Regions from separate parts of the Homo sapiens genome. Here region 2 is linked to region 1. A link is a contact called in ENCODE Hi-C or POLR2A ChIA-PET data. All regions are on one chromosome and are shown on one strand. The core of a region is the stretch at or near the end of the contact, and the rest is flanking DNA. Distances in the headings are between cores, read along the strand shown.

Region 1 (2,700 bases), core at 201-2,700:
CACCCCCCAAGCAGCCTGTGCCCTCTGGCCGCACTGTGAGCTGGCTGTGGTGTCTGGGTGTGGCCTGGGGCTCCCTCTGCAGGGGCCTCTCTCGGCAGCCACAGCCAAGGGTGGAGGCTTCAGGTCTCCAGCTTCTCTGCTTCTCAGCTGCCATCTCCAGTGCCCCAGAATGGTACAGCGATAATAAAATGTATTTCAGAAAGCATCAGCGTTTTTTCTTTAATTAATTTTTTTGAGATGGAGTCTCACTCTGTCACCCAGGCTGGAGTGGTGATCTCCGCTCACTGCAAGCTCCGCCTCCTGGGTTCAAGCGATTCTCGGGCCTCAGCCTCCCGAGTAGCTGGACTACAGGTGCACCCCATTACCATGCCTGGCTAGTTTTTGTATTTTTAGTAGCGACGGTGTTTCACCATGTTGGCCAGGCTGGTCGTGAACGCCTAACCTCAGGTGATCCACCTGCCTCGGGCTCCTAAAGTGCTGGGATTACAGGCATGAGCCACCGCGCCCGACCTGCATCAACGTTTGCTCAGGGGGCAGGTGGTCAGGCTGATGGCCCAGCTGCAGGCAGGGTCATTTCCAGCCTGCCCCTCCCTGAGGCTGCGTGCCAGGGTTCATGTGTGCCCTCCGCGGCTCTGCACTGACCCCGCCGGTAGCTGGGGAGGAGTTTGGGCTTGGCGCCTCCTTCGTGTAGTGGCTGAAGCTTCCCGGGTGCTCCTCATTCCTGGGAAGGGAGTCGGGTGATGGGAACGGTGGGAGCTCAGCGCTCCGAGTCTGCGGCCGGGGGCCAGCGGGGCTGAAACGCGCCTCCTGAGTGTTGAAAGCGGCAGGCGCCGGCCTTTGCACCCAGAGGCCAGGGCGTCTCACTCACCTTCACATCCAGGCCTCTTAGGGGAGCGCGGCTTTGGCTTTTCCAGGAAGGAATGGACTCCAACGGACAGGGAAAGAAGAAGTGTGGAGAGACGGGCAGGATAAGCAGGCACTGGGCCCAAGCCGCCCTTGGAGGCTCTGCCTGTTCTGATCTGAAGGCGGAGGCTCAGCCGTGCTCTCCCAGGAAGCCACCTGGGCGTTTGGGGCTTTAGCTAGGAAAGAGGATGTCGCCTGCGGCTGCGAAGGCGCCAAAGCCCAGACCTCGCGCCTCCGCCCGCGACGGCGGCACTGGGGGCCCGGAGCGGGCGGGAGACGTGGATTACTGCGGGCTTCGGGGCCCTAGCCTCGACCGCGACGTTCGCTCGCATCGCGTACGGACAGAAACCCGTGAGCGCTGAAGAAAGAACACCTGAATCCGGAGCCCCAGCCCCCGTCGCTCGTTTGCGCGACCCCAAAACCTGGCGGGACGAGGGTCGCCCGATGTCTAGCTGCCGCCACAGACGACGCTTTTGCGTCTGCGCAGCGCGCCGCCTTGTGGGTAATCTCAGGGTGAGACGAGGCTAGCGCGAGGTACGGCTAGAGCGTCATTTCCGGCTCGAATGCCCGGCAGCCGTGGCGGCTAGAGCGTTCCTCCCCAGCTCGAATGCCCGGCGGCCGAGGCGGCTAGAGCGTCGCCTCCTCCCGGGGAACCGCGTGTGACCTTCCAGCCCGCGGACCGATGCTGCCGGCGGCCGCTCGCCCCCTGTGGGGGCCTTGCCTTGGGCTTCGGGCCGCTGCGTTCCGCCTTGCCAGGTACGCGGGATCCTGGGGCGGTCCGGGCCGGCAGGCGGGTTAGGGGGCAGCCGGGCACTGAGGGGTCGATCCGGGCGAGGAGGGCGGCGGGGCCGGCCTCCCTGCAGCGGCCAGGCCGGGCTTGGGGGTCCCATCGGGGGCGCGGGGAGGAGGCCTCCCGGTGCGCACGCCCCTTCCCTCCTGGGCCGTGGAAAGCGCCGGGGTCGGCCCCAGATGACCTTGGACGATTCCCTGCTCCTCCCTTGGCCTCAGCCTTTTCCGCAGCAAAGGCCCATCCGTGGGTGCGGCGTTTTGCGGCCAGGGGCCCCCATGTTTTGGGAGGCTTTGCGCAGGAAGATGCACCTAAGTAATAGTTTCGCCACCGCTGGGTTGATGTAGTTCATTCAAACCAGAAACTTGAGGTTTGAGTGGTATGGCTGCAAATAAACACGTGGCTTTCTAAGGCTCTTTGAAGAATTTAAAGTAACTTGCAAATCTTATCAATACGGACCCCTTGAGGTCTGAGAACCCTGGACTGGGACCAAGGAGCTAGGTAATTTCCGGCCCTAGTGATTACCAGCCTGAGCTTATGGCACCCACCAGTCCCCCAGTTGTCCTGCCCCTCTGGTTTCTGCAGCCCCTTCCATTCCAGGACTGACAAGTCTGTTTTAATTGGGGGTGGGGGCTAGGCGACAGGTGCCATGTGTCTGTGCCGTGCGACATATGAGGAGCAGCGGCCATCAGAGGTGTGAGGCCCTCGCTGGTGCACCCCTGGATAACGCCCCCAAGGAGTACCCCCCCAAGATACAGCAGCTGGTCCAGGACATCGCCAGCCTCACTCTCTTGGAAATCTCAGACCTCAACGAGCTCCTGAAGGTATCGTGAGAGGGTGGCACAGACCCAGGGGCTGGAAGTTTCAGGGCCCCTGTGTTTTGTTCCTGGTGTATTTTGGGAGTTTGGTAAATTGTCAAAAGTGTGTTTGTCCAGGTGCAAGGTCCATGCCAGGCTAGTTGCCCCTCCTCAGTAGGTTCCGGCTGGTGTGAGGGCCAGCTGTGGACACTG
Region 2 (3,197 bases), core at 404-2,903, 220 kb before region 1:
AGTGGGAGGAAAGTCAGTGGGGACTGTCCCTGTTGTGTGTCCCCTGAAAGCACGCCAAGGCCTGTGTCTCCTACCCAGCCACCTCTGGGCTTCTCAGCCCCCAGCCCTGTGATGACCCTTTGGACATCCCAGCCTCCTTTCAAAGACATTTTATTGCTCTCACAAGGAGGCCTCCGGAAGCTGGGAGGCTCCAGCAGAGAAAGAGAGGAGGCTGCCTAGGGAGGCTGGAGGAGGCAGAGAGGAAAGAGGAAACATTGTGGGGGTAATAGCAAGGGCCCCGGGTCACCCACCTGGAGCGGAAGCCTCCCCCTCGGGCAGGCTGAGAATGACGCAGGCGCCGGCTGCTCTGTGACCCAGCTGACCGAGGGACAGCCCCTGCCTGGGAGCTCCAGCAGCTGCTGCAGCGTCCCTCCTGCCCAAGCAAGGGCCGCAGGGCCACCCCTCCAATCCGTCCCCAGAGGTCCACTGCCGCTGCCTCTCCTCCAGCTGCCGCTCAGGGGAGCGAGGTTTCTTGAGTCAGGCCACCGGCAGCGGGCGGCCAGCCCCTCTCAGCATGGCGCTTGCCCAGGGCCTGGGCTCCGTCACATGCCAGGACAGTGGTCACCGTCACCCTGGACAGACCACCTCTGTCCCTTTATGTCAAGTGACCATTATTGGGCCCCCTGAGGCAGACGAGCGTCTCACCAGTAAGCTCCCAGGGAGGACGGCGTGGTCAGGACCTGCCCATCCGCCAGCACTCTGGCCTCTAGGCCCGCAGGCTGAGGGCACCGGCGGGCACCAGAACAGGGGCTGGTTTGGCCGAGGGACCTGCTTCTTGGGCAGCACCAGGAAACAGCCGGAGACCCTCCCAGCGCCCACATCCATGGCGTGAGCCCCGCGTGGGTGCAGCCCCTTCCGCAGCCCGAATTCCAGGCCAGCCGCTGCAGGAGGGACCGCCAGCCAGGGGCGCAGGGCAGAGGGTGGGGGAAGGCGTGGCGCTCGCGCTCTCGGCTCTTGCTTGGATGGCGCCGGCTGAGGACCCCCACACCTGCGCTGCGGTGCAGAGGTCTTAGGATCCGAGGGGGCTGCCGGTCTGGGCCGGCGCGTTCAGGCCCCGGGCGGTGGGGCGGCCTCGGCGTGCGTGGCTCGGTTGCCTGCAGGCAGGCACGCGGCGCTGTGAGAAACGAACGTCCGTGACTTAGCCCACGGGACCGTTTCTGCATTTTCACCCCAACCTGGAGAGCTGCAGCACAGCCGCGGGACAGGAAGTCGCCGCCAGGTGGGTCAGGACTGCGACCTGAACTCGGCTCTGCGGCCTCCCGCTCCGGCCGCCGGTTCGCAATCCTGGCGTGAACCAGCAGATCAACCTCCGGCGCCCGCCACAGGCGCCCTCCCGCGGGAACCGGCAGGCAGGAGCGGTGCGGGGGCGCCCTCCAGCGGCCGTGGCCGGGATGGCGGCCTCCTGCCAGGCTCCAAGCGTGGCCGCGTGGGCAGCGCGCGCAGCCCGCCACGGAAAGACAGGCGCTCCTCCTGGGTGGGCCTTGGGACCCCTTCGCGCCCTGTGTGGCCGCCTCGTGGTGAGCACCCCCGCCCCTCCCTGCAAGGCCGGTGTTCCCAGCTGGAAGGGCAGGCAACCTGGGAACCAGAGGGAGCTGCTCTGGTTGGGAGGAAAAAGCCAGCTCGGTTCCCGCCTGAGCCCCGAAGGGGCGGGGCTGGGAAGGGGGCCTGGCCAGAGGGAAGGAGCACTCTGGGTTGGGGGTGCTGGGGGAGCACAAAGGCAGGAACTGGGGAGCATAAGGCCAGGAGATAGGGGAGAACCTAGGCAGGAGCTGGGGGAGCAGCCAGGCAGGAACTGGGGAGCATCGATGCAGGAGCTGTGTCGCGTGTTATCCCCGTCACGTGGAGTTGTGTGTCCTGCGAGGAGCACAGCATTTCAGGGCCTAGAGCCCCTCTCTGTACTGGAGCCGCCTGTGTGTGTCCATTCCGAATGAGCCATACTTCCCTCGCAGCTCTCCCAGTGGGATTGAGAACTGTTAGGCACACACCTGGTGAAGCATTGCTGCCCTTTCTGTTGGGGAGAAGCGGCCTTCTAGCGCAGAGAATAGCTGCTTCCTGGAACTGAAATCCTGCCGCATCCAGACCAAGAGCATGCTTGGAGCAGGCATCAGTGCACACACTGCTTCCGAAATTACAGCTATAAATTTTAAAAAAATTTTTTTTTCAAGGCAGGGTCTTGCTCTGTGGCCCAGGCTGGAGTGCATTTGCACCACCATGGCTCATGGCAGACTCAACCTCCCTGGCTCAAGCCACGCTCCCACCTCAGCCTCCCAAGTGGCTGGGACTACAGACACATGCCACCACACCTGGCTAAATTTTTTTTTTTTTTTTTTTGAGACAGAGTCTCACTCTGTCACTCAGGCTGGAGTGCAGTGGCGCAAACTCTGCTCACGGCAAGCTCCGCCTCCCGAGTTCACGCCATTCTCCTGTCTCAGCCTCCCGAATAGATGGGACTACAGGTGCCCGCCACCACGCCCAGCTAATTTTCGTATTTTTAGTAGAGATGGGGTTTCACCGTGTTGGCCAGGATGATCTCGATCTCCTGACCTCATGATCCACCCGCCTCGGCCTCCCAAAGTGCTGGGATTACAGGCGTGAGCCACCACGCCCGGCCTAGTTTGGGCAAGTTACATTTTTTTTTTCTTTTTTGAGGCTGAGTCTTGCTCTGTTGCCCAGGCTAGAGTGCAGTGGTGTGATCTTGGCTCACTGCAACCTCCACCTCTCGAGTTCAAGGGATTCTCCTGCCTCAGCCTCCCAAGTAGCTGGGATTACAGGCACCCACTATCACACCTGGCTAATTTTCTTATATTTTTAGTAGAGACAGGGTTTCACCATGTTGGCCAGGCTGGTTTCGAACTCCTGACCTCAAGTGATCGGCCCGCTTCGGCCTCCCAAAGTGCTGGGATTATGTGGGCATGAGCCACCATGCCTGGCCCATAATTTTTTAAACTGTGATACATTTTGCCATTTTAACCATTTTTAAGTGTACACTTCAAAGGCATTGAGTACATTTACCATGTTGTGAGACTCTCAACACTATCCGTCTGCAGAACTTTTTTGTCATTCCAGAGACTATCCATTAAGCACCAACTTCCTTTTCCCTCTCTCCCCAGCCCCTGGCCTTGCCCTCTCCCCCCAACCCCTGGCAACCTCTTACCTAC

The links. Hi-C counts contacts between places; a loop is a spot of excess contacts on that map. ChIA-PET counts read pairs that join two places held with the same protein, here RNA polymerase II (POLR2A). Pooled maps may share reads with other maps.
Region 2: a pooled map shows a loop between it and region 1 (2.9-fold over the local background). The contact joins the enhancer-like site here to the promoter of MRPL12 in region 1. A Hi-C loop is called at or near these places in 1 of 50 pooled maps. POLR2A ChIA-PET finds 5 or more read pairs at or near these places in 3 of 52 experiments (A549, AG04450 and HEK293T).

What each region holds. Positions count from the first base shown.
Region 1 is chr17:81,701,917-81,704,616 of GRCh38, forward strand. It overlaps MRPL12 (mitochondrial ribosomal protein L12), which reads left to right and starts at 1,451. Exons shown (of 5, transcript NM_002949.4): 1 at 1,451-1,659; 2 at 2,328-2,514. The coding sequence starts at 1,586. HGS (hepatocyte growth factor-regulated tyrosine kinase substrate) reads left to right here. Exons shown (of 22, transcript NM_004712.5): 22 at 1-205. RefSeq lists enhancers at 331-934, 879-948, 935-1,538 and a silencer at 1,439-1,818.
Region 2 is chr17:81,483,063-81,486,259 of GRCh38, forward strand. No RefSeq gene overlaps it. Among named protein-coding and RNA genes, the nearest start is that of LINC01971, 3.2 kb to the left of the region's middle. RefSeq lists an enhancer at 567-1,217, a cis regulatory region at 1,121-1,918 and a silencer at 1,276-1,685. Within about 2 kb of position 1,654, at least 3 of the 41 ENCODE cell types and tissues checked have a DNase peak (open chromatin) inside an H3K27ac peak, as active enhancers do.